Linked DNA regions of Homo sapiens: region 2 is linked to region 1. Evidence: chromatin loops called from intact Hi-C (ENCODE). Cell type or tissue: tibial artery. All regions are shown on one strand. Each heading gives the region's core, and the rest is flanking DNA. Links, peaks and the distances in the headings are about the cores only. Region 1 has its middle 23 kb from the start of CALM1. Region 2 holds the start of LOC124903359 (a long non-coding RNA gene).

Evidence for each region. Hi-C counts contacts between places; a loop is a spot of excess contacts. Peaks named below come from ENCODE experiments on the same cell type or tissue, not always from the same donor. Only the 100,000 strongest peaks of a DNase experiment are listed, where the experiment ranks them.
Region 2: a loop joins it to region 1, with 3 times the contacts of the local background. A loop is called at or near these places in 3 of 110 quality-filtered maps.

Annotation. Positions count from the first base shown.
Region 1 is chr14:90,412,370-90,428,304 of GRCh38, forward strand. No RefSeq gene overlaps it. Among named protein-coding and RNA genes, the nearest start is that of CALM1, 23 kb to the left of the region's middle. RefSeq lists a silencer at 6,842-7,042. In tibial artery, for the core only: no CTCF peak of the experiment used is centred there; a DNase peak (open chromatin) is centred at 7,022; H3K27ac peaks cover 1,139 bases.
Region 2 is chr14:90,504,624-90,520,558 of GRCh38, forward strand. It overlaps LOC124903359 (a long non-coding RNA gene), which reads left to right and starts at 1,121. Exons shown (of 2, transcript XR_007064301.1): 1 at 1,121-1,232; 2 at 3,385-3,846. It overlaps LOC105370619 (a long non-coding RNA gene), which reads right to left and starts at 12,586. Exons shown (of 2, transcript NR_135274.1): 1 at 12,362-12,586; 2 at 11,183-11,264. RefSeq lists enhancers at 4,991-5,824, 7,492-8,324, 8,543-9,055, 9,042-9,336, 13,299-14,033 and 1 more. In tibial artery, for the core only: no CTCF peak of the experiment used is centred there; no DNase peak of the experiment used is centred there; H3K27ac peaks cover 1,288 bases.

The DNA of each region.
Region 1 (15,935 bases), core at 3,326-11,325:
GGTCTTCCTCACTGTCATGGACCCCTCCCGACTTGTCAGGCTTAACATTTTGCTCCTTTTTTATTTTTTATTTTATTTTAATTAATTAATTAATTAATTAATTAGAGACAGAGTCTCACTCTGTCGCCCAGGTTGGAGTGCAGTGGCGCAATCGCCACTCACTGCAACCTCTGCCTCCTGGGTTCAAGTGATTCTCCTGCCTCAGCCTCCTGAGTAGCTGGGATTACAAGCGCCCGCCACCACGCCTGGCTAATTTTTTGTATTTTTAGTAGAGATGGGGTTTCACTATGTTGGCCAGGCTGGTCTTGAACTCCTGACCTCAGGTGATCCGCCTGCCTTGGCCTCCCAAAGTGCTGGGATTACAGGCGTGAGCCACTGCGCCTGGCTGGTTGTGTTTTCGTTAAGTGCACTGGTTTTGAGTTGGTTGCTCCTTCTTTTTTAAAACCACTCTTTGAGAGAAATCAACAAGATGTAGTGAAATTTACCCAGGCTGTGTATTCAAACATCTGTGTTCAAATCCTGGAATTACTGGCATGTGCCACCACACCCAGCTAATTTTTGTATTTTTAGTAGAGATGGGGTTTTGCCATGTTGGCCGGGCTGGTCTCGAACTCCTGGCCTCAAGTGATCTGCCTGCCTCTGCCTTCCAAAGTGTTGGGATTACAGGTATGAGCCACCATGCCTGGCCTACAACATATACCAACTTTAATATGTAAGAACTGATGCAGGCATAGCATGAAAATGCATCAAGTAAGAATTAACAATGGTAAGAATAAGAAATCCATTATTATAGAGATTTTAATATACTTCTGGTAATTGAGAAATCAACCAGACAATAGAAGATTTGAACCACAGAATTAACAAGTTTGATCTCTTGTATATACATAGAACATTAGACCCAGCAAGTAGAGAATGCACATTTGAAATATTAAATATTAATCAGCACTATTATTAATCACAAATTAATAAACAATATAACTATGTGGTTATAATATATAATTGTAAATACAAATATATAATTATATAAACAACAAATTAATGATATTAGTGTAATAAAGTTACTAACAAATATCAATTAAGAAGATATTAATTAAATAGATAATTAGGATTGACTACCTGTTAGATCATAGGGTAAATCTCAACAACTACTTTAAAAATCCTATCATATTGACCTAGAAAATAATTCCAAAAATACAACTTTAAAAATAACTGTTTAGAAAATTAAAATCCACTTCTAATAACACATGGGTAAGAAGAAATCATAACGAAAATCTAGAAAATATTTAGGATTGAATGAAAGAAAATTCTACATTTCAAAATGAGGTACAACTTAAGCAGTACTTAGAAATGTATAGCCTTGGCCGGGTGTGGCGGCTCATGCCTGTAATCCCAGCACTTTGGGAGGCCAAGGTGGGTGGATCACCTGAGGTCAGGAGTTCGAGACCAGCCTGGCCAACAAGGTGAAACCTTGTTTCTACTCAAAACACAAAAATTAGCTGGGTGTGGTGGCAGGCACCTGTAGTCCCAGCTACTCAGGAGGCTGAGGCATGAGAATCGCTTGAACCTGGGCAGTGGAGGTTGCAGTGATCTGAGATTGTGCCGCTGCTCTCCAGCCTGGGCAACAGAGCAAGACTCCATCTAAAAAAAAAAATTTATAGCCTTAAAATGCTTATAATGGAAAAGTAGAAAGGCTAAAAATAAATAAGCTAAGCATCCAACTTAGGCTAGCAAAAGAATAGAATAAGCTCAAAGAAAGTAGAAGGAAAGTATCAAGGATAACCACAGAAATTAATGAGAAACAAAACAAAGAAGATCGACACAGACAAAAAGTGGGCTCTTTTACAAAAAGCATGGCAGTTTGTCAAAAAAATTAAACATGGAATTACCATATGATCCAGCAATTCCAATTCTGGTTACAGACCCAAAAGAATTGAAAGCAGGGACTTAAATAGATATTTGTACACTTATATTCATAGCAACATTTTTCGAAATAGGCAAAGGTGGAAGCACCCAAATGTCCACTGACGGAAGGAAAGATAAAATATGGTACAGACATAGAAGAGAATATTATTCAGCCTTTAAAAGTAAGGGAATTCTGACACATGCTACAATGCGGATGAATCTTGAAGACAGGCTAAGTGAAATAAGCCAGGCACAACAAAACAAATACTGTATGATTCCATTTATATGAAGTACTTAGGGTAGTGAAATTCACACAGAAAGTAGAATGGATGGTTGCCACAGACAAGGGAATGAGGCGTTATTGTTTGATGGGTATAGAGTTTCAGTTTTGTAGAATGAAAAACTTCTGGGCCGGCTGCAGTGGCTCAAACCTGTAATCCCAGCACTTTGGGAGGCTGGGGTGGGTGGATCACCTGAGGTCAAGAGTTCAAGACCAGCCTGGCCAACACAGTGAAACCCTGTCTCTACTAGAAATACAAAAATTAGCCAAGCATGGTGGCACATGCCTGTAGTCCCAGCTACTTGGGAGGCTGAGGTGGGAGAATCGCTTGAACCCAGGAGGCAGAAGTTGCAGTGAGCCAAGATCACACCACTGCACACCAGTCTGGGTGACAAGAGACAAAAACAAAAACAAAAAAAAGCAAACTTGTGGAGATGGATGGTGGTGATGGCTGCACAACAGTGTGAATATACTTAATGTCACCGAGCTGTATACTTAACAATGGTTAAAATGATTAATTTTATATGTTTTACCACAATTTTTTTTAAAGTCAAGAAAGTGATGAGAACATTACAGAAACCTAATGTTATCCTGGAACCTGCTTATATTGCAGGCGATGTTTCATGTATCATTGATTATTTTCTCCTATTATTGCATTCACTCATATGCTGTTTAATTATTATAGCTTTAAAATAAAATCTAATTTCTGGTGTTTCAAGTGAAAAAAAGATTATTAGACAAACTTCAGGGAGTGCTGATTTTTTAAAAAATGGTTCTTTTTGTTTGTTTGTTTTAGAGACAGGGTCTTGTTCTGTCATCCAGGCTGGAGTGCAGTAGTGCAATCATAAACCAGAGATTTTTTTTTTAAGTGTATTATTAAAAAGTTGATGTGGCCAAGCGCAGTGGCTCATGCCTGTAATCCCAGCACGATGGGATGCTGATGTGGGAGAATAGCTTGAGGCCAGGAGTTTGAGACTAGCCTGGGCAATATAGCTACACCCCCTCTGTGTAAAAAAAAAAATAAGAAAAGAAAAGAAAAGATTGATGCTAGTAAATATGAAGATGCATAAAATGGACAATTTCCTAAATTTCCTAGAAAATGGACTCAAGTAGAAATCGAAAATTTAAAATAAACTGTTCAAGAAATTGAAGCAGTAGTTTAAAGTATATGTATTTGTGATGGATGCTTATAAAATGATGTTACTTTCCCACTGAATGAGGGAAATCTTTGTCCCATAATTTTTTTTTTTTTTTTTTTTTGATATGGAGTCTCACTGTGTCGCCCAGGCTGGAGTGCAGTGGCGCGATCTTGGCTTACCGCAACCTCCGCCTCCCAGGTTCAACCAATTCTCCCACCTCAGCCTCCCAAGTAGCTGGGATTACAGGCGCGTGCTAACACACCCAGCTATTTTTTTTTTTTTTGTATTTTTAGTAGAGACAGGGTTTTGCCATGTTGCCCAGACTGGTCTTGAATGCCTGGCCTCAAGTGATCCACCCACCTTGGCCTCCCAAAGGGCTGGGATTATAAGCATGAGCCACTGCACCTGGCCAACTGGGCCATTCTTTCTGCCATCCCCATCCAGGTGCCAGACATGTAAGCGAGGCCATTTTGGATCCTCTAGACGAGGTCATTCACCAGCTGAATAACACCAGGTAGCCTCAGTTGACCTACACAGAGTGGAAGAACCATCCAGCTGAACTCTGCTTGAATTCTTCACCCACAAAATCACGAGATAAAATAAAATAGTGGTTGTTTTAAGCTCCATACCATATGGAGTCCTCTGTTTTGAACTAATAGATAAAGCACTACTGAAAACAAAACAATTATCCCAGAGAATTTAAAAAAAATCACACTGTGACTTTTTACCTATTCTTGATAAATTCTTCCAGAAAAATAGAATTTAAAAAAAAGAGCTTATATTAAGACCAATTACCACACAAGAACAGAAGAAGGAAAAAAAATTACAGGCTGGTCTTATGTACATAGATGCAAAAATATACAAATCTAAATATTAAACTTAATTTAGCAGTGCATTAAATAAAACATATCATGACCATGTTGGTTTTCACCCAACCATTCAACGCTTATTTCAGTGGAAGAATTGAGTCCCATGAGGGGAAGAACAGGCTAACAACCAAGCCCATGGAAGGGCAGATGTCCTGTGGCTTCTTCGGCTTTTCTGGAACTGAGGACTCCCACTCCTCCATCAAGACTCTGTCTCTCTTGTCTCGTGCCTTGCCTTCCTTCCCATTTCCTGCAGTCTGGCTTTTCCCTACAGCAGGAAACGTGGCCAGCACGATTTCTAAGCTTTACGTCCTACAGCTTTAGCCAGGCAGAGATAATCTGGCTCAGTTCCAGTTGCAACACTTGTCATTTTTATTATTTTTTTAGAGATGAGGTCTCACTGTGTTGCTCTGGCTGGCCTCAAACTCCTGGGTTCAAGCACTCCTCCCACCTCAGCATCCCTAATAGCTGGGACTACAGGCGCACGCCCCCACACCTAGTTCCAGTTTCATTTTTGAGAAAGGATTCTGGTACAGTTTAGCTAAGCTGCCCACCCTTGGACCAATCAACTGTAACAGGAATTGGAGTCTAGAGAAAGGACTGTGTATCAGTTTTCCTCACGGGTTTGGGGGAGGTGGGGAGGTCAGCAAGTTGATGGCAGGGTTCGGTCCTGGAGGAATGGTCCTGGCTGGAGAGTCAAGGCAGAACCCAAGAGGCTTTAATGTAATGTTGTTCTGATTGTATTCTTATAGAGTCTAGCATATAGCAAAATTTAATACATTATAGCTTTTTTATTTTAAAATATTACAGTATAATTGCCTTTCTCCCTTGTTTTTTTGTTTTTTTGTTTTTTTTTTGAGATGGAGTCTCACTCTGTTGCCCAGGCTGGAGTCCAGTGGCAAGATCTCAGCTCACTGCGACCTCTGCCTCCCGGGTTCAAGCAATTCTCCTGCCTCAGCCTCCTGAGTAGCTGGGACTACAGGTATGTGCCACCACGCCCAGCTGATTTTTTGTGTTTTTAGTAGAGATGGGGTTTCACTGGGCTAGCCAGGATGGTCTTGATCTCCTGACCTCACGATCCACCCACCTCAGCCTCCCAAAGTGCTGGGATTACAGGCGTGAGCCACCATGCCTGGCCCATTGTTTTTATTTATTTGTTTGTTTATTTATTTTTTATAGAGGAGGGATCTCACTATGTTGCCCAGACTGGTCTCGAACTCCCGGGCTAAAGTGATCCTCCTGCCTCTGCCTCCCAAAATGCTGGGATTACAGGCGTGAGCCACTGTGCCCAGCCTCTCCCTTGTTTTTTTAAAAACTGTGACGAAATTCATATAAGATAAAATTAACCATTTTAAAGCGTACAATGCAATGGCATTTAGTACATTCAAAGTGCTGTACGACCACCACCTCTATCTAGTTCCAAAACATTTGCATCACCCAAAAGAAACCCCTGTGCTCATTACCGCTCGCTCCCCATTCCCCCTTCCTCCCAGCCCCTGGCAACCACCAATTTGTGTTCTGCCTCTATGGAATTACCTACTCGGAAAATTTCATATAAATGGAATCATACCATATGTGGTTTTTGTCTGGCTTTTTTCACTTAGCATGGTGTTTTCAAGGTTTATCCACATTGTAGCAGGTATCAGTATTTTGTTCCTCTTTATGGCTGAATAATATTCCACTGTCTGGACATACCACATTTTGTTTACCCATTCATCAGTTGACGGACATTTGGGTTGCTCCCATCTTTTGGTCTCCCTTGTTTTGGTCAGTGATACATGCATCTTAGCAGGTTTTCAGTGACCTAAGAAAATGCTGGCCCAGTGTGTGTGATGCTGCATATCACAAGTGAGAAGATAGCTTGTGCCCCACAGTCCCTGTGCCCATTTTGCTGCCTGTGGGGACAATGCTAAGAACCCAGTCACTGAGTCACTGATATCTGGGTTTGAGCCCTGGCTCTGCCACTTAGGCTCGCAGGACCTCACCTACTGAATGAATGAGTTGGGAGGCTCCATAGATGTCAGAAACCTTTGCAAGCTGGGAAGCTGAGCTGAGGTGCAGCTGCTGTTCATCCCCAGGCTGATTCAGAGTATAAAACCCCAGGCTTAGTGCAATCCAGGATGTTTGGGTTCAAACCTCAGCTCCTCTCTTTACTAGCTGAGTGATTTCGGCAGGTTGTCAGCTTCTCTGAGCTACTTTTCCTACCTGGGCCCCTGAGCCCTGCTGGGCAGGGAACCCCTTTCTCCTGCCTCCAAACTTCAGACTCCTTCCTCTGAAACCATGGAAGGGGACACCTTTTATTAAACTGCTGTGGTGAGATGAGTGACAGGCTCTCTAGTGAAGCTGGCCTGTATGAGCTTGAAGATGCAAACCTTCACATGGACATACACACATGTACATAGTCACAGGGCAATTGTCAAGATGTGTAACAACAGGGAGGGTCCCCTGTTCTTTCCACCAACCAGAACACTCTCTTGCTTTTGCTGGTGCAGGGTTGAGAGTTAACCCTTCAATTGGAGGCTCATGGGGGAGGTCCCAGGGGTCCAGGGAGGGAGCTGGGGCAGCAGGGGGCCCTCAGGGGGTGTTGAGGCCGGTGGCTTTTACCAGCAGGTAAGGAAGCTTTAGAATATTTTAAGGCTGTTATGGCCACGATGGTATGTATCAGACGAATGCCAGCATCGCACACCTGTGAACCCTTTCCCATGGATAGGCCCATACAAGGGCATGCGCCTTCCCACACGCACACACACACACATCCTGCCACACATCAGACTTCCTAGCTTCCTGCAGTTAGTTTTCCTCGAATGAGCCAAAGCTGGGCTGACTCAGGTGGCAAACTGCCAGGATGCTGATATTTCCCTCGGCTCTGGCCTGAGAAGCTTCAGGGAAAAACCCACTCACATCCTGAATCCTCACCTGCTCCAGGCGGGCCTGCAGGCCTCCTGGCCCGGGCGCCGGCGGCAAGAGCCTCAGTGACATCCTGCTCTTCCTGAATGCCAAGCATATTGGCAGGGAGAAAACCCTGCCACACCCAGGGTTTCTCCAGAGTCCTCCCAAGGAAGAGGTAGAATGAGGCTGGTTTTCTTAATGTTTGGAGCTGGAAAGTTATGCTGAGATAACTGGTCTAGGCTCCCACTTTTTTTTTTTTTTTTGGTAGAGACAGTGTCCAGCTATGTTGCCATGGCTGGTCTTGAACTCCTGGCCTCAGGTGATCCTCCCACTTGGCCTCTCGAAGTTCTGGGATGACAGGCATGAGCCACCACACCCAGCCCCAGGCTCCCACTTAATAGGTGAAGAATTTGGTCCCAAACAGAGACAGAGAACCAACCAAAGTCCCACTTGCAGAGGGTGGTAAGCCCAGGACTGAACCCCGGCCTCCCGATGCCCCAGCCAGCACCTTCCACCCAGCAAGCCACAAATGACTGGATTCCCCCATTCGGTGTTCTGATTGCCTCCTGGGCAGTCCCCCATGGACACAATGGCCTAATCGGCCAAGTTTTCTCTTCCAGTTCTGCCCCATGTCATTCTGGAGGCCTGTCTTTCTCAGCTCCCAACAGAACTTACCTCGCACGTGGTAACAGAACTTACCTCGCAGCGTCAAATAGGTCCACCTGTTCGGCCAGCTGATGAACATACTGATGCACTTTATTTTATTTTTCTGAGACAGAGTCTCGCTCTGTCACCCAGGCTGGAGTGCAGTGGTGCGATCTCAGCTCACTGCAGCCTCCGCCTCCCGGGTTCAAGTGATTCTCCTGCCTCAGCCTCCCAAGTAGCTGGGATTACAGGTGCCTGCCACCATGCCTGGCTTATTTTTGTATTTTTAGTAGAGATGGGGTTTCACCATGTTGGCCAAACTGGTCTCGAACTCTTGACCTCGAGTGATCTGCCCACCTTGGCCTCCCAAAGTGCTGAGATTACAGGTGTGAGCCACCATGCCCGGCCTGATGCCTTTTTTTTTTGAGACGGAGTCTTGCTCTTTCGCCCAGGCTGGAGTGCTGTGGCGCGATCTCTGCTCACTGCAAGCTCCACCTCCCGGGTTCACGCCATTCTCCTGCCTCAGCCTCCTGAGTAGCTGGGACTACAGGCATCTGCCACCACGCCTGGCTAATCTTTTGTATTTTTAGTAGAGATGGGGTTTCACCGTGTTAGCCAGGATGGTCTCGATCTCCTGACCTCGTGATCCGCCTCCCTCGGCCTCCCAAAGTGCTGGGATTACAGGTGTGAGCCACCGCGCCCAGCCGTGATGCATTTTAATTAATTTCCTCTCCTGGGTATTCGGGAGGCCTTCACCTGGTCAAAATCCATAGGCTCGGGATACCTCCCAAGAAGCGATTCTGATAAGTAGGGGCCTGTGGGATCTTCCATGCCCACACGGGCTGCAGCTGTATGCGCGTGGGCATGCCACATTGTGCGTTAGTTCCTTCGTTTGGTTATTCGACCCCATGCACCTTCCTTCCCAGGGCTATTACCTGTGGTTTTCTCCCTGTCCACTGCACAGCTCCATGCATTGTCCCCCAGACACACTCTGCCAGACCCCTGCTGGGCCTCTGCTCCAGATGCACCTTCAACCTGGGGTGCCTCCCTTCAGAATCAGCCAAGTTGCTGTTACAGACACAGAATTCCAGCCCCTGCCCCAGAGAGTCCCACTTGGTAAGTCCAAGGTTCACAGACAACACTGGTCCTTCCAGGCCCAGGTTCACTGTCATGTCCTCCAAGGAGCCAATCTCCCTCTTCAAACACTGCGATTGATGGACTCTCCCTGAAAAGGCATGGGTTACAGATGCTGTCTCAGCTCGACTGCTGACAGCTGGGGAGGTGTGTGTCCCCTCCCCACCACGGCGGGGGACTGCGACCTACTGAGGGGTGACAAAGCCTCAGAGGTCATCCCATCTACTCAAGCATTGTTCAGCACCTGCTCTGGGGATTCGTGGCATATCATCAGTCACTTTTCTCTGCGCTGCTGTGTCCTAGCATGGGGCCTGGCCTTGAGCAGATGAGGCCTGCATGAAACAGAGGGGCCTCCAGGCTGAATGCCTGAGAGCCCCTGACCCTAGGGCTGATGGATCCATGTGACAATCACTTTCATTTAGCAGAGAGTCCCCCCAGGAGCCTACAGCATGGAGGGGATATAGCTCAGTTGACAGTGATCATTTTCAAAGGTCAGTGTTGTCACAGTGGTGGGGACAAAACTCCTGGGAACAGAGGGAGGAGTACACAGGTGGACAGATGGACCAAGCCTTTGTCCCTGGGCTGCCAGGAGGTGTGCCGAGGTCTGCGGCACTCAGCCCTGAGTTCTGGGCCAAGGTCAAATATCCCAGGCCTCCCTCTGGCCTCTACCCCCTGCCCCAGCCTTTCTCCCTCCCTGGGACTTGGCATTTATTTATTTATTTATTTAGACAGAGTCTCACTCTGTTACCCAGGCTGGCTCAATCTCAGCTCCCTGCAACTTCTGCCTCCCGGGTTCAAGTGATTCTCATGCCTCAGCCTCCCGAGTAGCTAGAATTACAGGCACAGGCTACCACTCCCGGCTAATTTTTGTATTTTTTTTTTTCAGTAGAGATGGGGTTCCATCATGTTGGCCAGGCTGATCTTGAACTCCTGACCTCAGATAATTCACCCACCTCGGCCTCCTGAAGTGCTGGGATTACAGTTGTGGGCCACCACACCTGGCCACTGGGACTTGGCCTTCGAAAGCTTCCCCTTGAGCGAAGACAGAATATTCGTCCCCACCCTCTGCCCATCCTCTGGTGCAAACACAGTGTCTGAGCACGGAAGCCGTCTCTTCTCTACTAAGCGTCCTTCAGTGGCTCCCATTTTCATTCCTTCCTTTGAGAGCCCATGTGTCTTGGCCCCTGGCCTCCTTTGTGGCCTCTCTCCTACCCCTCTACCTGTCACACACTCTGCCTTGTTGCTTCTTGTGCTCACCAAATGTGCTCTTGCCTCAGGGCCTTTGCCCTTGTTGTTCCTTCGGTCTAGAACATTGTTCCTTCCAGAAGGCCAGATGGCTCCTTCTCCCCATCCTGTGGTCTCTGCTCATGCCCAGAAAGCAGCCACATTGTCTCGCCTGGACCCCGTCCCCCGTGCCTCTGGAGAGTTGGGGGGGGGGGTGTCTTTTTCGATGATGGCTGCTTAGACCTTCTTTTTTATTTTATTTTTAAATATTTATTTATTTATCTATTCTTTGAGACAGAGTCTTACTCTGTCACCCAGGCTGGAGTGCAGTGGCACGATCTCAGCTCATTGCAACCTCCACCTCCCGGGTTCAAGCAATTCTCCTGCCTCAGCCTCCTGAGTAGCTGGGTCTACAGGCATGTGCCATGATACCTGGCTAATTTTTGCATTTTTAGTAGAGACGGAGTTTCACCATGTTGGCCAGGCTGGTCTTGAACTCCTGACCTCAAGTGATCCACCTGCCTTGGCCTCCCAAAGTGCTGCTATTACAAGTGTGAGCCACCCTGCCTGGCCTGCTTAGACCTTTTAAAAATTATTTGCATTTAACCCAAATTTACTTCCGGCCACACCACCCATCAGTTCCTCCCTGGATTCTCTGGCTTGCTTCTAGATGCTAGGTCCAAACGACTCAGCCTGCCACCCTGGTCCACTAGCATTGGCCCGAGGTGTGTGTGGTGACAGGTGGGCATGGGCGCCTGGAGCCAAGCATCTTCCAGGCCCAGGCCTCTTGTTCCCAGTCCTCTCCCACCCAGTGCACTAGGCTGAGAGCGTCTCAGAGCCCAGGGCTGGTCCTATCGACCCATCCTCACAGAGCCCGGCGCAGGCCCCAGCTCTGAGCAGGCAAGTTGGATGCAGCAAGGCCCCAGCGCCCCCTCCCCGGCAGGAGTGTCCTGATTGTGAATAGGAGGGCTGGGGAGAGGTCTGGGACTCGCCAGGAGCGTAAGTTGTGGGGTAACTCAGCTCCTCCCATGGGCAGTGGGGAGCTGCTGGGCCCTGTGGAACTGGTTCTGCTCCGCCGCCCAGTCTCACCCCTGGCCGTTCCCTGCCCTGGCTCCACATCATCATGGGCGTCCCTGCCTCTGGCTTCCAGGCAGGGCTGGCCAAAGGGAGGCACCATGGGTGACTGAGGAGGGAGAGAGTGAGGCCAGGTGTTGATTGCCAAGTGGCAGCTGGGCTGTGCGTTAGCAATGGCTGTGTCCTTCAGTGAGGGTCCCAGCCTTTGTGGACAGCCCTTTCCTGCCGCTCTGGCTCAGGCCCACCCTTCGACCCCTTAAGGGCAGGGGCTGGTGCCTGTCTAGCCCTGGGGTGCTTCGACATTCTGTGTTGGTAGCCCTAACCCTGCCCATACCCTGTAGACAGCCCCAATCCCCCTGTCTGAGTGTGGCCCCTGTCGCCTGCCTGCCAGGACACTGGCAGTGTGTCCTGCCAATTTAGTGACATACCCACGAAACTGTATTTACGACATGGTGCATCAGGACGAGAGCTGACAGACACCATTTTGGAGAATGAGGGGAAGGGGCCAAAAGCAGAAAGCATCGTAAGTGGGACTCTGGGGACTCCAGCTGGCAAAATGGAGGCTCAACACCAGAACAGGCCCCTTTGGGAAGCGAGACCTCTGAGCATAGCAGTTTCCCAGATTCAGCTGGGGCCCTGGGGCTGAGGCTGCACAACCAGCTGAGGCCAGAGAACAGTGAGGGGGACCCCAGCCTGGCTCCCAGGAGGAAGAGCTCAAGGCTGCCCTTCACAGGCCCAGGCATTAGCGTGTCCAGGTGCGCAGACAGGCATCTCAGGAAGGCTGGGGCAGGGTGCCTGCTCCCACCCCGCCCCCGAACCCTGCAGCCTGAGACCTGGGCTTCTAGCAGGCACATGTGTTACTGGAAAGGGGTCCCGATTGAAGAGAGGGTTCTTGGATCTCATGCAAGAAAGATTTCAGAGTGAGTCCCTTGTGCAAAGTGAAAGCAAGTTTATGAAGAAAGTAAAGGAATAAAAGAATGGCTACTCCATAGACAGAGTAGCCCCCAGGGCTTCTGATTGCCTATTTTTATGGTAATTTTTTAAATTATATGCTAAACAAGGGGTGGATTATTCATGCTTCCTCTTTTTAGATCATATAGGGCAACTTCTTGATGTTGCCATGGCATTTGTAAACTCTCATGGCGCTGGTGGGAATGTAGCAGTGAGGAGGACCAGAAGTCACTCTCGTAATTGCCATCTTGGTTTTGGTGGGTTTTGGCCGGCTTATTTACCACAATCTGTTTTATCAGCAAGGTCTTTGTGACCTGCATCTTGTGCCGACCTCCTGTCTCATCCTGTGACTGAGAATGCCTTAACCTCCTGGGAATGCGGCCCAGTAGGTCTCAGCTTCATTTTACCCTGCCCGTATTTAAGATAGGGTTGCTCTGGTTCAAACACCTCTGACACGTGGACTCTTTGGAGCTCGATGGAATTGCCCTGAGCCTCAGGGAGACGTAGGAAGGGGAGTGAGGTCTACTTGAGGACTGTTCAGACTCCAGCTTTGCCCAGTCGGTGGTGAATCCTGGGGGGCAGCTCGTTACACTGGGGCTGCGGCTTGCCCCCTTCCCGTGCCTGGACTTTGATCCAAGCCTACTTAAGAAGCTGTGGAGAGCTGCCTTGGCCTCTCCAGAAAACTGGAGCGAACAAAGAAGCAAACTTACCAGTTACCATGGAAACCATCCAAAATTTAAAAGACTGAAACAACAGTTTAACGTTTCCAAAACCCTCCTGGTTTTTGTTTTTCTCTATTAAAAACAGACACACATACAAATCCCACCGTATCACATTAGTCTGATGAGACACTGGCCTGGAACGAGAGAAGGGTTCAGGATCTTAGGGGGCCATGCGGCTTATGGAATGCCTAGAATTAGTTTTAGGGATTTAAATCAAAACATGAATAACATTTAAAATGCAAAAATCTAAATCCTCGGGCTCCTCTGCAGATGAAACAAGGTAAAAGCTTTTTGCTGGATTAAAGGCAGCGATCATATGAGGGTGGGGAGGAGCTGGTGAAGCCAAATGGGCACTGGTGGAGGGAAGGCTGGGAGCCGAGGCCCTGCCCAAATCCCAGCTCTCGGCTCAGCCATCACTCCAGCCCCAGCTGGCCTGTTGCACTCTCTGTCTGCAGGGCCTGAGAGGTGAGGGGATATCCTCAGTGTTGCATGGGGTTGCTGTGGGTAAGTGGGGACTGAGCTCACTCACTCTTTGTGGAGGCCATCGGGTCACCGTCTAAATGCTGGGTCTGTACCAGGTATAGTGGCTCACGCCTATAATCCCAGCACTTTGGGAGGCCAAGGTGGCCAGATTGCTTGAGCCCAGGAGCTCGAGACCAGCCTGGGCAACATGGCAAACCGCATTGCTACAAAGAATATAAAAATTAGCTGGGCGTGGTGGTGCACGCCTGTAGTCCAGCTCCTCAGGAGGCTGAGGTGGGAGGATTGCTTGAGCCTGGGAGGTACAGATTGCAGTAAGCCAAGAGGTAGAATTTGCAGTGAGCCAACATAGTGCCACTGCACTCTAGCCTGGGTGACAGAGCGAAACCCTGTCTCTAAAATGAAATGAAATGAAATAAAATAAAATAAAGTAAAATAAAATAAATGCAGGGTCTGGCTGGGTGTGGTGGCTGAGGCCTGTAATCCCAGCTCTTTGGGAGGCTGAGGCAGGAGGATACGGACGCTGCCCTGGTGGGCCCCTTGCTGCCATTCCACACTGCTGGCGGGAGGAGCCCCAGGGTTTGCCCGCTGCCCTCTGCTTCTGGGAATGGTTTCCTTCACGTTCACAGGAAATCACCATCCTCCGGGCTCAACCACATGTTTGTATAGAACTTAATCCCTTCCCCAGTTCCAGGAGAGAGGCCTGATTTGCCATAGGGATTGGTTAAATGACAGGTAAGGATCCCAGTTGGGGCAAGTGACCTGCAATTAGATGCTGGCCTGGAGTTCTGTGAAAGAGACGCCTATCTTCCTCTGGCCTGGAACCTGGAAGTGTGATTTTGAGCCCTCCTGAGCCCACGAACGGGGAAACCTCCCTGGAGAAAGCAGCCTGTACTACCCAGCCCCACACCCAAATTCTTCAGTTATATGAGCCAATTCATTCTTTTTTTGGGCTGAAGCCAGTTTGAGTTGGTTTTATGATCATCCCCTCCTGAAAAAATTCTACTTGGGACAAACACTCAACCCTGGGCCTGGCTGGCATTCAAGGGTCTTGTCATCTCTCCCCTTCATTTTCTTTCCCTTCTTCCCACACTCCCACCGCTGCTCGGTGCTATTCCTTCACTCAGCACACGGATCCAGTCGGCCTCTTCCAAGCACTTGGCAGGAGTCCATCCACCAGACCGCTGCTGTCAGCACTCTCCCTGCCCGGAGTGCCTGCCCCACTTATTATCTACATACGGCTTCCTTAGCACTAAGTGCTACTCCTCTAAGTAGCTACTTACCTTCCAAGGCCTTCCTCCCTCGTCCAGTGAGACTTCCTTGCAAATCTCCCATGCATTGCCCTGGCTGCCCAAGTTTCTCGTCTGGCCTGGACGAAATACATCAGGTGGTACCAGAACCCTGATTATCATCCCTGATGTAGTTCAGCAGCTTCCCAGAACTTTTTTTGTGTGAGATAGAGTCTCTCTCTTTTGCTCAGGCTGGAGTGCAGTGGCGCAATCTCGGCTCACTGCAACCTCTGCCTCCTGTGTTCAAGTGATTCTCCTGCCTCAGCCTCCCGAGTAGCTGAGACCGTAGGCACCTGCCACCACGCCCGGCTAATTTTTTGCATTTTTAGTAGAGATAGTGTCTCACCATGTTGGCTAGGCTTGTCTGAAACTCCTGACCTCAAGTGATCGGCCCACTTCGGCCTCCCAAAGTGCTGGGATTACAGGTGTGAAATAGCTTCCTAGAACTTATTCTACGGAGCCATTCCGGCATGGGAGCTGTGCCTCAGGAGAGCTCTCCCCAGACCCTGGCCTCGCCCTGTTCAGAAAGGAGATGCAATGATCATTTCATACTCGTTTCCTCCTTTGGTCCCCACAACGACCCTGAGAGGTACAAGATTTCAATCTCACTTTAAGAAAAGGATCTTGAGGCCCAGAGCAGCCTAGTGACTTGTCCAGAGTCACACTTCCCTGCCCTTGTGAAAACAACGACCAGACCTGTGACCTCAAACCCAGGTGTTCTGATTCTACCCCACTGCGTTCCCTTGCTCTTTCGGCTGATGAGAGACAGATCTGAATGTGAGTGAGAGGCCCCAGGGGATGAGTGTGCATCGCTCCTTGGCTCTGCTGAGCCAAGGTGGCACCTGTCACCTCCTGGCCTGGCTGGTGTTCTTCCATCCTGGATCCGGCAGGCCAGCCTCATCCTGACCATGTTGAATCCCAGAGGCCTTGCCGGGGGGCCGTGCCTCTCCAGATGAACAACATAAATTCATGGAAATGTTTTCACAAGGGCGTTTTTCCTCTGCTGGCCTCCATTTCCTTGAAAAACACAGACTTGGAGGTAAACAGTCTTTGCTGTTGCAAGGGAGCAAATATAGACTTCCTTCCACATCCCCCACCCGGCAGCTCCGCTTCCTCCACCTTCCTTCCAGCCCCCTCCAAAGTCCCCAGGGAGGTCAGAGAGGGCGAGGCTCCAAGGATGGAGGGCGCCCCACAGTGGGGGGTGGCACCTGGAGCCCCGGATGCTTCTGTCTCACCAGAAGTTAGGGTCCCCAAGTACCTCCTGCCCGCTGACTCCCCCCACTCCCATCAGACTGGGTCTGATGCCCTGGAGAAGCAAAAGAGGGGGGCATTGCTGAAAG
Region 2 (15,935 bases), core at 3,425-11,424, 92 kb after region 1:
CACCTTGGTCTCCCAAAGCGCTGAGATTACAGGCATGAGCCAACCGTTCCCGGCCCCCTGCTCTTTTTCTCAGCTCCTCACACACCAACTTCACTAATCAAGTTTCCAGAAGATGCTTGCACACCTGTGGTATCCACACACTGCCCCGCATCTCTGCATCCCAGGTGGGCGGCCATGACCCAGAAGATCCATGCCTGGGATCCCAGCCACTCCCTTCTCCAATGTCCTTCCATGCACAGTCCCCACGCTGGGACACCTGGCAGTCACTTCCCCTGGAACTTCCACCTTCACCCTCTCAGCGAGCCTTCCAGCAGCCCTGGGTGGGGGTCAAGCGGGGGGGCCTGGAGTTTCTATTACACAGACACGGACCCAGAACCAAAGGCAAGAGAGGTCAGAAGAGGCCACACAGTTTAGTGACCGAGGGATACAGATTCTGGAAGTTTCCATCGAAGAGAGGTAAAGACTTCCCTGTTTGGCCAGGCACAATGGCTCATGCCTGTAATCCCAGCATTTTGGGAGGCCCAGGCAGGCGGATCACCTGAGGTCGGGAGTTTGACACCAGCCTGACTAAAATAGAGAAACCCCATCTCTACTAAAAATACAAAAATTAGCCGGGCATGGTGGCACATGCCTGTAATCCCAGCTACTCGGGAGGCTGAGGCAGGAGAATCGCTTGAACCCGGAAGGTGGAGGTTGCAGTGAGCCAAGATCGTGCCATTGCACTCCAGCCTGGGCAAAAAGAACAAAACTCCATCTCAAAAAAAAAAAAAAAAAAAAAAAAAAGACTTCCCTGTTTTAGCCTCTCCATCTAAGTATGTGAGTCCTGCTGCCTGTTTTCTTTAAGTAAAACAAAGCAGATATTTTCAAACTGCAACTTAGTTTTTGTTTTCTCCGTTTCTTTCTGGAAAACAATTCAGAGATTGCCTTCCATGCTTCACGACCACAGAGACTGAGCAAACCTCTGCTTCGGAAAGTCGGGGGCAAGTCCAAGTTTCCCAGGGAGGCCGGCCCTGCCATGCGGGGTTGGGTTTTCTTGCCTTCTCTTGTGCAGAGTTGGCCAATCCCTGCCGCCAGGCCTCAGACACTCAGCCCTTTGTGGGCCTTGCACCCACTGCGGTTTTTAATGTTGTTATTTTTCAGAGTTAAAAATCTGCGGTTTTTAATTGCACCTGAGGATGCCCCCCTGCTCTGTTCCTAGCTGGTGTTCGACAGGCGGAACGGAAGGATTGAAGGTAAGATTCCAGGCCTTCTGTGTTGGGGTGGTCATTCACGAAAACACACAGCAATATGTATTTACGCAAGCAGAGACGTGTCATAGAAATCTTTATGGAGAACTAGGCATAAAGTCTAATTTTAAAACATGTGTTTGTATAAATTCATCTTTTTATTATTTATTTGTTTATTGACACGGGGTCTTGCTCCAGGCTAAAGTTCAGTGGCGTGATCATAGCTCACCACAGCCTCCAACTCCTGGGTTCAAGCGATCCTCTTGCCTCAGCCCCCTGAGTAGCTGGGACTACAGGTGCACACCACCACGCTTGGCTAATTTTTAAAAAATTGTTTTGGGCCAGGCACGGTAGCTCATGCCTGTAATCCCAGCACTTTGGAAGGCCGAGGCAGGTGGATCACGAGGTCAGGAGTGGGAGACCAGCCTGACCAACATGGTGAAACCCTGTCTCTACTAAAAATACCAAAATTAGCCGGGCATGGTGGTACGTGCCTGTAATCCCAGCTACTCAGGAGGCTGAGGCAGGAGAATCACTTGAACCCAGGAGGCAGAGGTTGCAGTGAGCTGAGATTGCGTCACCGCACTCCAGCCTGGGTGACAGAGTGAGACTCAATCTCCAAAAAAAAAAAATTTTTTTTTTTACACAGAGGATCTGGCTACATTGCCCAGGCTGGTCTCAAGCTCCTGGGCTCAAGCAATCCTTGTGCCTAGGTCTCCCAAAACACTGGGATTTACAGGCGTGAGCCACTGTGCTCAGCCTGAATTAATATTTGAATTGCACAAATTTATAGCAAATGTGTGAAAGTATTATACTTTGGGATTATTACTGCTCATCTTTAAGAGCCTGGCCTTCTGATAGGCCTCCTTGCCCCTTCCAATCTGCTTTCAGCAGCAGCTGAGTGATTGGGGTGAAACTTAAGGCACACACATTTAGGAGAGCATCAGAAAACTTCCTCTGTAAAGGGCCAGAGGGTAAATATTTTAAACTTTGCGAGTCATACAGTCTCCACTGTAGTAACTCAACTACTCTGCCAGTATAGCACAAAAGCGGCCAAGCACAACAGTAAATGAATGGGTGTGGCTGTGTTCCAATAAAACTTTATTTGCACAAAGAAGTGGTGGGCCAGATTTGGCCTTTGGGCTGTAGTTCGCCACCCCCTGGTTTAGAAAAAGGACACATATAAATGACCAAAATGGTGAGCGTTCAAGAGGTAGTGGCGCGTGTATATGGACTGAGGAAAGAACTGGGTGGGATTGGTTTAGTGTGAAGACTCAGAGAGTTAGGCATCCACCCCTAAAACACCAAGGGATGGTGACAGATCCATTCAATGGCCCCAGAGCCCAACTGTAATGCGGGGGACGTAGCAAAGAGACTTATGTTCATTCACGACAAGAAAGACCCGATAAGCAATGAAGGGGTGAGTCCCATATTCTTAGAGGCATGCAAGCAGAGGCTGGGGGTTGGGGAGAATTGTTCTTTTTTTTAAAAAAAATTATTTTTATTTTAAGTTCCGGGGTACATGTGCAGGATGTGCAGGTTTGTTACATGTTACATAGGTTAACGTGGGCCATGGTGGTGGGGGAGAACTGTTCTTATACATCCAGTCCTGCTCTTAGAGTGAGAGAGGTTCTCTGTTCCTGCTCAAAACTCTCCACAGTCCCTGCTTTGCTCAAGGCAGAGGCCAAAGTCCCCGCTAAGGCTGACCACCTGCCCGTCCTGGCCCCACTGCCTGACCGCCCTCACCTCGCACTCTCCTCCCTCTCTCAACTCCAGCTCTGCTGCTTCTGAGTTGTGGCCCAAGCCCCTGACATCCCCCACCTCAGTGCCTCTGCTCAGGCTATCCCTCTCCTGGAGTCTCATCCCCAGACGTCACCGCAGAGGGGACCAGACATGTGGGGAGAGGACCCTCTTGTCACTCAGCCCTCTCCCTGCCTGCCCTGGTCCTTGACTGCTTGTTCTCCTTAGCGCTCACCTCCACTTAACGCGCCATTGCATTTATTTATTTGCTCGATGGTCTGGCTTCCCCTACTAGAATGTCAGCTCCATGAGGCAGGGACTGGTGTCTGTGGTTCACGTCTGGATTCCCAGTGTTTAGTGCCTGGCTCACAGTAGGTTTGCAATAAATATTTACTAATATGGCGGTTGTCTTTTCCAGAGCTGACCACAATACCTCCCAAGCCACTGTGCTTCTTACAGCATGGCGCCAATACCCGTCCCTTTGAGAAGTGGAGTCTTTGTTCCCTTCCCTTGAGTTTTGGCAGGACTCTGACTATGTCAGAGGTAAATTTATGTGACTTCCGAGACTGGGTCATGAAAGACAACACCGGTTCTGCCCAGTTCCTTAGAATGAAGGAAGGCTGGCACCATGGTGTGAGGAAGCCGAAGCCACACAGAGGCTGCACGTGGATGCTCCAGCCAACTGCCCCAGCTGAGGCTCAGCCGCCAGACATGGGCATGAAGACATCTTCAGAACAACTCTGGCCCCAGCCGCCGTGATGGCAGGAGAGGCTCCCAGAGAGAACCAGCCAACCCCCAGGACTGTGGGACATAGTAACAAAATCTTGTTGGGGGTGATATTTTACCTAAAGAACAATGAACAAAAAATGCTGATGTGTCATTGGTGCCTCCAGTGTTCCTACCTCACTGTTCTGAGACCTCACTTTTCATACCTTCCCCCTCAGAGTATGCACTCCTGCTTCTGTGCATTTTCCGGGCCCTGCCTTCCTCTGGTGTTCTCTGGAAGCTTCTCCTGGTGGCAGGGGGTATTCTGCTCTCTCCTCTAGCATCTGCTGAGACTCCTTCTCCTGGGAGTTGACCTCTGCAGATGTTCCCAGGCTTTGGGGTGCGTGGGGACACCTCTCTTCTTAAGGTGCTTCCCTCCTTAGGGTGGCCAGAGCAGATGCCACCTGCACGGAGGCGGAGGCCCCCTTAGTCATGATCCTGATGAAGATTCCTTGCTTGGCCAAACTTTAGTCAGGCTTCTGAATCTTCTGCTACACCCGTCTGGGCACTTCCTTGTAAAACCCAGTTTTAGCAAAAGAACCTGTGAAGTCAGTTTAGGCAGACCCCCCATCCTAGATCGCTGATCACCGTGGAGACCTGAACGAACGGGGTTCCTCATTCTCCGCCACCCCCGGGCACTGTCCGATCACCCTGCCTGCAGCAAGAATCCTGTTCGGGCGGTTTTGTCAGATGTTTCCTCTCAGTGATTTTCCATCCGCCGACACCCGTTCTGCCTCCTCTGCTATAAATCCCCACCTGCCGGGCTGGTCTTTGAGGTTGAGCCAGTTCTCTCCCTCAGCAAGACCCTGGTGCAGTGGCCCCTATACCTATCATGACGGTCCTGAGCGAAGTCCTCCTTACCCTGCCTTAACCAGTGCCACCGAATACACCAGTCCTCAATACTGGCTGTCCTAGAAACTGTTGCCCACTCTGGGCTCCTGCTGCCACCTCCACCACCAAGAGGGGGAAACTGAGGCACGGTTTTGTCTTTAATTCCCAGCTGCCTCCATGAGACCTGGGAAAACTCACCCACCATCACGACCACTTCAGGCCTCTGAAGGGAAACATGAGCCCAGAGAGAGCAGAAAGTCCTTTCTCCCTCCTGGACCCCAGACACTCCTCTTTCATGGACCTTCTTTCCAAGATGACTGACAGCAGCCACTCCACTCAGCTCTCCCCTGAATCCCACCCCCACGCCCATTCAGGATGTGGTGCAGCTGGTCCCAGCATCATGATGCCCCAAGAGCCTGGCACTGGTATTTTCCTGAAAGTCTGGGCCAATTGATGTTACCGTCCATGACCACCCGGAGGCTTCTGCTTCCTTCCAATGCCCTCTGGCCACAGGTTGGGGCAAGCTCCTCCACTCACATTCTGTTTTTTTTTTGGTGTGATATCGGCTCACGGCAACCTCTGCCTCCTGGGTTCAAGCTATTCTCCTGCCTCAGTCTCCCGAGTAGCTGGGATTATAGGTGCCCACCACCACGCCTGGCTAATTTTTGTTTTAGAGACGGGGTTTCCATGTTGCCCAGGCTGGCCTTGAACTCCTGACGTCAGGTGATCCACCTGCCTCAACCTCCCAAAGTGCTGGGATTACAGGAGTGAGCCACTGTGCCCGGCCAGCACCCACATCCTTCAGGAGCCATGACAGAGGTGCAGAGAGGCAGGGCGGGGCTGGGGCTCAAAGCCCAGGCTCCAGGGCCAACCCAGGTTTGCACCCCAGCTTTGTGACCAAGGCCATATCTCTTCACCTCCCTGAGCCTCAGTTTCCTACTCTGAAAGGGGGATAATAGCACCCCTCCTGGGGCTGTTGTGAGGATCGAGGAGGTAACATGTAGAAGGTGCTTTGCCTGGTGCTTGGCACATAGTAGCAGACAACAAACAGTGACTGTCATTATTGCATGTGACACAGTCAGACAGCCAGGCAAGGCACGAGTGGCCCTGTGTTCCCATCTCTGGTGGCTCACCCAGCTCTACCGCCCCCTCCACCCCGCCTCACCTTTGGTGGCGCACAGCCCAGTTGTTCTCGTTAGACGATGCTGCTCTGCTCCCAATGTGTCACTCACGTGAGCCAGCACACACCTCATCCCTGCCCCCATCACTGTTTTGCTGGAAGAAACCCAGGAGCCAGGGCCTCAGAGCCAGCTCCCCCTGTGCCCGCCTTCTTGGTCATGCAAATCAGAGTGAGCTCTTCCCCTCTGCCTGGGCAGACTCCCGCTGACTCCCCCTTCATTCCTGTCCACTTCTCCCCAAACAAAACAGAAAGGAGGGCCCAGGAAAAGAAGGGGTATCAAAATCTGGCTTTTGAATCAGGCTCAGAATGAATCAAGGTTTGGCCCCTGGAAGCAACATGAACCCCCAGAGGCTTGCGAGGTGCTGCTCTGCCCCTTACTAGCTTTGTGGCCTTGGGCAAGTCCCTTTACCTCTTTGAGCTCCAGCTTTGTCACCTCTGACACAGGGACAGTAGTATAAGCCCTGGGGCACTGTACACTCCTGCCTGGCTCTGAGCTGAGCCATGTTGCCTCTCTGAGGCCACTTTGATTTGGTCTGTCCTGTTCCTGGGTCCATAATTCCTGCCGCCTGCCCTCCCACACAGAAGTCCGACAGGGTTACAGGCGTGAGCCCCTGCTCCCGGCTAGCACTTTGGGAGGCTGAGGCTGGTGGATCACCTGAGGTCAGGAGTTCAAGACCAGCCTAGTCAACACAGTGAAACACCGTCTCTATTAACAATATAAAAATTAGCTGGGCGTAGGGGCGCACACCTGTAATCCCAGCTACTTAGGAGGCTGAGGCAGGAGAATTGCTTGAACCTGGGAGGCGGAGGTTGCAGTGAGTCAAGATCGCACCACTGCACTCCAACCTGGGTGACAGAGCAAGACTCTGTCTCAAAAAAAAAAAAAATAAATAAAGGAAGAAAGAAGAGAGAGAGAGAGAGAGAAAAGAAAAGAAAAGAGAAAAAGAAATCCAGGGTGACGCATGTTCGGATCAGTGTGCCCTTCACCCTTTTGGCACCTTGATGGCCGGACCTTCCACTGTGTCCCCTGCAAGCACCTGTGCCCAGCACAGAGCCATACACAGAGAACCCCACCTGGGTCAGATTAGCAGAGGCTGATCAATTTTTGACGTCACACCTGCAGCAGGGCTGAGTGCCCAGGAGAAAAGGGTCTTAACAGCACCTTGAAGTGAGTTGCCAGGCTGGGCAGAGATCAGGGAAGGCCAAGGAGGAAGGCTGTGAGCCACCTGGCCTTCAGAGAACTCCCAGACAGTGGCCCAGGGACCAGTCCAGCCCAGATCACCTTAGGCAGTGACCCCTCTCCCAGAATCCAGGCACCCTAGAGGCACCTTAGCAGAAGAACTCTCTGAGGTCTGCAGGCTTGAGCTGTTTTGCTTTCTCCAAGACAGTTTCGTCCTGTAATGGTCGCCATTCTCATTGTCATCATCCCGTTACAGTATATTTGTTTTATTTGAGAAACGTATGTAATGATTATTTCTGGCACTATGCTAAGTGCTTAAAAAGTATGAATTCACTAACTGCCGCAACCCCATAAGGTGGGTACTATTTATGAACCCTGAGGCCCAGAGAGGTCGAGTAACGTGCTTGATGTCATGTGGCCGATGGATGGCCACGTGGGGCTCTCGGCTTCCTTCTGAGAGGCAGCTGCCAGGGATGGGACACACAGTTGCTCCAGGCCCATCTCCAGACACAGCACTGTCCCCTATGTTGTCCCCATGCTTCCTGGGGCCTTGTGAGCTTCAGATTATTCATCTGTAAATGAGGACAATAAGGCCAGCTCTGGGGGCCCAGGGCTGGGCCTGGGGGAGGGCTCAGCCCCACAGGGCCCTGCCCCCTCCTTGCTGTTCACCATCTGTCTGAGGCTCACTCAGAAGCTCCCACTGACACGATTTGATTCTGCCAGAGCAATGTGCTGAGGGGTAGATGCAGGGCCCGGTGGGAGCCCCAGACTGCAGGGTGAGCTTCCTCTGGGGGCAAACCCAGCCACGCCAACCCAGGTGAGGCAGCCTGTGTGCTCTTGCGTGCCCCTGACCTTCCCCTGCCAGGCTGGCAGCCAGAGCTGACTCTTTTAAAGAACACTGGGCCAGGATCACAGCCACCCCAGGCCGAACCCTGAGCTGTGGGTTGTTTGCCAGGACGAGGTGGCCCTGGGGCAAGGAGGCCTCCCCAGGATGGGCTGCCCCCACCGTGGAGGAAATCCACACAGCAGCTCGGTTCCCCCAAAGGATTCCCTGCCTGCAGTCCAGGCCACACCAAAGTACACAGAGCCCTTGTGTGCGGCAGGAGGAGAGGGTGGGACTCCAGCAGGAGAAGCTTCCCGCCTTTTGGAAGCCCCCAGGCACCTGCCCAGGGGTCATAGGGATTCTTGGAGATCACTTTCCAGTCCAGAAATGCCTCCACCCCAGCCCTTCCAAGCCCTCAGTGTGGGGAGAGGCAGAGCCCCAGCACAGCTCACCCCTCCCTTGGAGGAAGGGAGTCAGAGGGGGTGAGCACTGGCTAAAGGTCACGCAGGAGACCTGGCTGCCGGCTGCCTTGGGCTGGGCCTGTCACAGGAGCCTTCTTGCACACTAAGGGCCTCAAACATAAGCCTTTGACATTCTCTCCAAAGGAGGTTACAGACTCAGGCACAACCACGATGTCTGCAGGGCCAGAGGAAGTTTGTTTCACAGCCACCAGGGAGGGTCCCATCACTGGACGCACCTCCTATGGCTCCTAAACCTGGATGTGTCGGAAATAAATCCTGTATCTACTTGGTAGCTACCACTAGGCTATTGCCCCAGTGGGGGCTGAAAGTGGTAATTTGTTCACCATAAGCATTACAAACAATATTATGATTCTTATAACGTGATCTCCATGTGTCGGTAAGACATTAAGACCCTTAAAAAATGACCATGACTCAAGTTGTTCTCTGCCTCCAAGGGCCTGGTTCCAGAAAATTCTGGGTGGAGGTGAGCTGGGCAGCCTCCCTCTAACCTCCCCGGGGAATGGCCTGGGGACTTAGCCAAACGCTGACAACCAGTGTGTGAGGGACAGGTGGACGCTTCCCAAATCAGCTCTGTGCAGAGGACAGACCGCAGCTGTCAGGCCTATGTTGGCCTGACCCTCCCCTGTGACCTTGGGCCAGGGACCCCCTCCAGTGTCAGCGTCCCCATCAGAGCCTCAAGAGCTGAGCCAAGTGACCCTTCTGATGCTCCCTAGCCCTGCCACTCAGCTCCAGCTCAGCCCCAGGGAAGCCCCTCCACTGTGGGGACTCACCTGGAGCTACCTGGGGCATGAGCAGCTGAGGAAGGAAAGAAAATGCTCTTTAAGTTGTCATAACAGAGCGGGGCCTCCAGCACCTCCTGTTTACTGAAGGTGAGTAAATACAGCCGGGCCCTTAGCAACAGGCACAAAGGGGCCCTTGTGCCGCCCGCTGCTCGCTGCTCGCTGCTCCCTTGGCTCCCTCCCTGAGCTCAGCCCCAGCTGGGAGCTCTCTGAGAGGCAGGCTGGCCTGGCCCACAGCCCTGGCCTGACTGGGTGGGGAACGGGGCGGGTGCAAGGACTGCTGTGTGCCAGTCTCCAGGCGTGTCAGGGAGCCAGGCCTTTAGAGGGCCCTGTCCTCTGCAGGCAGAAAATTCCACCCCATTCTTCTGACCAGCAAACTGGGGTTCTGAGAGGCCCCTGATTTGAGTTTGTCACTCAGAGATGGAGCGGGTGAGCCTTAGACCAAGAAGCCCTGAGTTGGACGTCAGTCTCGGCCATGGGCGCTTTGGCGTGTTCTGTGTTACGAGTCCCAGTCTCTTCATTTCTAACAAGGGGCTCATGCATCACGCCTGGCTCACCTGGCTGCGTGCGCATCAAATCAGATGAGTGTGTGAGGACGTTCATTCTAAACTTTACAAGCTCTGAGCAAACAGAGGGAGTTATTATTGGGCCAAGCGGGCAGACCAGACATTAGAGTTGATGATAAATCGGTCGGGCCCCTGTCAAGCGCTAGGAGCTTCCAGAGCCCCCTTTTGAATGATGAGGTGTCACGCCTCCTGGAACCCCAGGTACTGGCAGCCGACTCCATGCCAGGCTGGGGAAATGGGGTGAGGATGGTGCAATCCCTGCCTAGAGGGCCTCCCTCTCTAAAACAAAGGGCTAGTTCCACGGTGTATGAAGCACTATAATTCATCAATAAACTGTGAAGGCCTCAGTTGAAAAATGAGAAAAAGACATGGCTAAGAAGTAACTCATGAAAGAATTAAGACTGGACACAGTGGCTCATGCCTGTAATTCCAGCTATTTGGGAGGCCGAGGTGGGAGGATCACGTGAGATCAGGAGTTCAAGACCAGCCTGGGCAACACAGTGAGACCACATCTCTACAAAAAAAAAATTTTTTAATAAAAACGGAAATAAGTGAGTTGGGCATGGCAGTGTGTGCCTGCAGTCTTGGCTACTCAGGCTGCTGAGGCAGGAGGACCACTTGAGCCCAGGAGTTCGAGGTTGCAGGTGCCACTGCACTCTAGCCTGGGTGACAGAGGGAGACTCCATCTCTTAAAAAAGAAAATGAATGCTTATCAACACTTAGAAAAAAACAAAAAATAGAAATCAACCTGATGAGTAACAAAAATGAAAATAAAAGCAACATTCAGATTTTCTGCACCCCCCCATTAGATTATTAAAAAGATTAGAAACATTTCCCCCAGCATGGGCAAGTTGGTTATGAAGGCTCTGCCCCTTACTAACTTTTTTTTTTTTTTTTTTGAGATGGAGTCTGGCTCTATCACCCAGGCCCGAGTGCAGTGGCGCGATCTCAGCTCACTGCAAGCTCTGCCTCCCGGGTTCACGCCATTCTCCTGCCTCAGCCTCCCGAGTAGCTGGGACTACAGGCGCCCGCCACCACGCCCGGCTAATTTTTTGTATTTTTAGTAGAGACAGGATTTCACCGTGTTACCCAGGATGGTCTCGATCTCCTGATCTTGTGATCTGCCCACCTTGGCCTCCCAAAGTGCTGGGATTACAGGCATGAGCCACCACGCCCAGCCACCCCTTACTAACTTTTGACCTCTAGCATAAACTCCATGCCTCACTTTACCTGTCTGTAAAATGGGCACTAACAGTACCCGCCTTGCAGGTTTGTTGGGAGGAGTAAATGAGTTACTGTGTATAAAGTGCTTCGAGGGATGCCAGGCGTGTAACTGGTATTTCATGCACTGTAGTTATTATTTTTATGATCACCATTGGTTCAAAGTATACATTGGACAATCTTGTCTTGTTTGTTAAAATAAAAAGTTGGAAATCATCTAAAGTCCTTTAACTGGGAACTAAAGAATTCGATTAGAATCTGTGGATCCCATGGAATACGTTCCCACAACTGGGTCAGCGAGCGCACGGGTGTTTGTATTGACACGGAAGGTTCTCCATGTCACATTGATGGATGAACAAGCAGCCACGCCAAAGAGATCCGGCTTCTGTGGAGTTGGAAACATGGATTTATTGGTGTGTATTTGCGCTGAGACACGGGCAGGGATGTTCTCCAGCTGTTAGCGGCGGCTTTCTAGGAATGAAGCATTTTAAGGCTTTTGTTTTCTTCTCTACACTTTTCTGGTTTTTAAAAAGTACAAGAAGTTTTTTTTTTTTGGTTAAAAAAAAAGTTTCCTAAAGCCATTTTCTTTTGTTTGAATTTCAAATGCAGTAAGTGCTGAACGGAAGCGCTGAGGCAGAAGTGACCAAAGAGGGAACAGTGAAATTTGGGCTTGTCAGTGGGGACGAGGTGGGGGAGGCAGAGTCAGTGTTGATGGGGTGGGAGGTGGGCTATGTGGCAGGAGGGCAGGGACTTTGAAGAGTCCAGGGCTTTGAGAGGGACAAGGGGGGCAGTTAGAAAAGCAAGTTGGCTGGGCGTGGTGGCTCACGCCTGTAATCCCAGCACTTTGGGAGGCTGAGGTGGGCAGATCACAAGGTCAGGAGTTCGAGACCAGCCTGGCCAATATAGTGAAACCCTATCTCTACCAAAAATACAAAAATTAGCTGGGTGTGGTGGCACATGCCTGTAATCCTAGCTACTCAGGAGGCTGAGGAAGGAGAATTGCTTGAACTCAGGAGGCGGAGGTTGCAGTGAGCCAAGATTGCGCCACTGCACTCCAGCCTGGGCGACAAAGGAAGACTCCGTCTCAAAGAAGAAAATTGAAAAGCAAGTTGAAGCAAAGTCACATCATTGGAAGGGCAGATGGAGGTTTTATCTGGAAGGTGCAGGGGAGTTCAAAAAAGTAAGATAAGATGTGGACTCTGATCTGGCCTCTGCCCTATTTTGGTTGTTCTCATTTGGGCCTCAGTGCTCTGGGCAGGAAAGTCTTGGAGCAGGGACACAGGCGGGAGCCTCCTGTCCATTTTCTGAGAGAGATAGGCCAGAGAAGGCAGCTGGATGCTTGAGTATGAAGAAAGCCCCCTGTTTAGGGCTTGTATCTCTCCAAGTCCAGCAGGGCCTCGGCCACCCTGAGAAGAGAGCCAGTCCCCATGTGTGTGCTGGGACTTGAAGAGCCTAAGAAAAGGGCTGGACCCTCCCAGGGCCAGCAGGCTCTCACTACCCCAGAGCCAAAGACCACAAGCCACTCTCCAGGGCCACGGGATGGCAGCCTGATGAGTCAGCGCAGTTACCTGATCAGGCAGCGTCGCGCCATGAGAGGTGATCTCATGCGCCAGTCTCCAGCCGCTCCTCGCTATTCCCCAGGCTCTGGGACGGTGGAGTTAGCTGACCAGGCAGAAGTTGGCTCCCTGGCAGCACGCTGGTGGTCCCAAGACGCCCTGTTAATATTTGGAGGCTGGATAGGTCCACGTGGTGGGGAGCTGTCCTGTGTATGGTGGGATTTTTAGCAGTGCCCCGGCTTCTACCCACTAGATGCCAGCAGTATCCCTTGGCAATTGTGACATTGCCAAATGGTCCCTGGGAGACACAATTACCCCCATTTGAGAACTTCAGCTCCATGGTGACCTGCATGGCCATCAGCCCCTCTCCAGGGCTGAACACTCCTCAGGGACAGGGTCTCCATGTCCCCAGCACCCCACACAGGCTCAGCATACGCAGGTGTGAACACCTGGGCTCTGGCCCTCCCTCACCAGAACCCCCTCCCTTCTTGCAAGGAGTGCAGCTGCAGCCAGAGAGGACACCCAGTCCCTGCCCCTGCCCCCAGCCCGCCCAGAGCGGAGATGAGCTGAAAACCCCACTGTGTCTCCCACCTCGCCCAACTCTGGGATCCAAGCGGCCAGGTTGCAAAGAACCAAATCCTTTGAGTGAAACAACCTTTAGTAACCTTTTCAGACAAACACGCCCTCCCCTCCCGCCACTTGCTGGAAGCCAAAGCTGCTGACACAGCCATGTGGGGACCTGTGGGGACTCCCTCTCCTTGAATCGCGGCACATGCACCCTTCACACCCAGCCACTCCCTGCCACCCGCTCTCTCAAAGGGAAGGGCCACCAGGATCTACTGCCACACTCTTTTTTTTTTCTTCGAGACAGGGCCTTGCTCTGTCACCCAGGCTGGAGTGCGGTGGTGTGATCACAGCCTTCCCAAGCCCCATTCTTAACACCCAAAAGCATTTATAAGAAGTTCAGTTCTCAGTGTTTAGGGAGACAGTGGGCGGGAGATCTGTCCAAAGGGTGCTGAGTCCTGCACTGCCCAAGTACGAGATTTGTTGGGGCTCCCCCAGCAAGTGTCCTGGGGCCATGCGCTGTCTGGAGGGGCTTCTGCTTCCATCTCTGACTCTGATCTGGAAGGGATTCCATCCCCTCCCTCTGCCAGTGCCTGGGACAGAGACAGCTTCTGCCGGAGATCTGCAGGGCCTAACATAAAGCAAGAAGCCGTGCTCGTTAGGCCGGCGGCCAGCACCGCAGAGCGCGCAGAAGGAAATAAACTTCCACTAGAAACTGCTGGCTGGGCAGGCAGGAAGGGTGCTCCAGGGAGCTTGGAGCTTTTGCAGGGTCAGGGACCCCAAACATCATGTGCACAGTGGCTAGTGCTCCAGCTCAGGAGAGCGTCCCCAGAATGCATGACCCGGACCAAGGCCCACAGGGCACACATGGCGTCAACAGGACCCTGGATAGAGGGCTTTCAGATAAAATCCAAACAGGGACGCATCTCCCAAAAAAGACCCGTGGTTGGTCCCGGACAGCCAAGCCCCGCCCTCAGCACTCAGCCAGGGCTGGTCCTCAAGCTGTGTTGACTGAAGGGCAGGCCGGATTAATGTCACTCCAGAAGGAACATGACAGCAAGCCCTTCTCAACAACCCATCTTCACAAATGCTCCATGAGGCAGTCATTCCCCGCACTAGGGACTCCCGGCTGGCTCCATGTGATGCCTGGGGAAGGTGAGCTACTGACTTCCTGTTGTCTTTCGTTAGAGGGGACTCCAGGCTACCCCATGACAGCGTCATCAGGCACTCGCAGGCAGATATGTTTTGGTGAGGGCTGGTGAAGGGTAGGACGGCCATGGGCATGCACCCATCCCATCCATGTGTCATGGCAGGAAGAAACAAAGGTTAAGAACCACAGCACTAGATGTCTGGGTTCGGGGACACGTGCCGTTGTGACCTGGATTCTGGTGCCTGGGGTGGGCACAACCAGGTACGTGCCTTGTTCCAGGAAGCTGTCTGCAGCAGGCCTGTTGCTGGCTGGGTTTGCACTGGAATTTGGGGTCCCCTCATCCCCCGCCAGGCGTTCACACCCCTGTGCCTTCTGTGTCTTCTGTCCCACACTGCCCCCTGGAGGAGGGATGAAGGATGGTGCTGAAGGGCACAAGCAGTAGACATTTTCATCCACCTTCACCTCCTCTTCCTGGCCAACAGAACGTTGATTTTGTTCAAGGCGGCAGAATGCCCAGCCCCAGGGACAAGTCTTGCTTCATTGCATAAGTCAGTGATGATGGCCCTGTACCCCTGTGCCAGGCCCTTTCTTTCCCAGCCTCCTTTGCAGCTAGGGGCCATTGACGCAATTTCAGGCAATGAAGTGTAAGGGAAAGTTTTTTGTGGGGGTGCTTCTGGGAGAGCTTTTGCTTCTTAACAAAAGGGAAGGGTGTGAAAGGAGAGTTCTCTTAGGTCCACCCTCACTTTCTTTCATGCTGGAGTGCAGACGTGGTGGCCGGTGCTGCAGCAGCCATCCTGCAACTATGTGGCACCAAGTTAACACAGAGGATGGTGGGCAGAGAGAGGGAAAGAACCTGGGTCCTTGATGACCTCACCAAGCAGCCAAGCCACCCGGAAACTGCCTATGCCCAGGGTCCTTGTGAAGTAACAATGGCTGTATTTGTGGTTTTGTTGAATTCTGTTACTTGCAGCCAAACACATCGGGGCAGCACTGAGGTGTGAGGTGCTGTGTGAGCATGGGTAAAGCACTTGGCACAATGCCCAGCCTATGGTAAATGCGCATCAATGGAGGCTATTATTACAATCACGTGCATCTATGAGTGTGCACGAGTTGCTAACTCGTGTGGGCACATATGGGTGAATATGGATGTGTGATGTGCAGGTGACCTCTGGTTCAAAATGTGATTCAAGTCCTGTCCTGTTACTTGGCCCAGGCACTGGGGCCACTCCCTCGACCTTGCTGAGATGCAGTTTCCTTAACTAAACGGGGAGGACAATGACTTACATGGGTCCAAGCTGGCAGCTGGCATTGCTAACCTCGCAATCACCCAGAGGTAGGACAAGAGTATTGGCTCCACCTGGCAGATGGGGAAACTGAGGCTTAGAGAGCGTAAGTGAAACGCCCACATTTAGAGCCAAGAAGTGGTGATGCTGAGACTTGAACCATGTGGCCTCACACAGAACCTGTGTGTGCAGGGCTGTATGTGAGTGTGTATATGTGCAGGAGTGTGTGTGCAGGAATGTGTGTGCGAGGGTGTGTGTGGAGTGCATGTGAACATGTGTTCAGGGGTCTGTGTGCAGGGAGTGTGCACATGAGAAGTCACTTAGGTCAGTGTGTATGAAACCCAAGCCATTCTGGACAAACCCTGATGACTCTGTCTAGAGGGAGGGTCTCTCCTTATTCCTCAGAGGAGCAGTTGGGCCTCCCTCACCCAAATCTTTACTGGCTCTCCCAGACTCCTGGGCTCCAGCAGGACTGTCTCTGTTGCAGTGGCTCTCTCTGGCTCTCCAGGGCCCTGGCGCTCCACAGTGGCTGACTCCTGATCCCTTTTCCAAAACAACATCCGCAGCAGCTCCCAAGGGGTGAGCCACC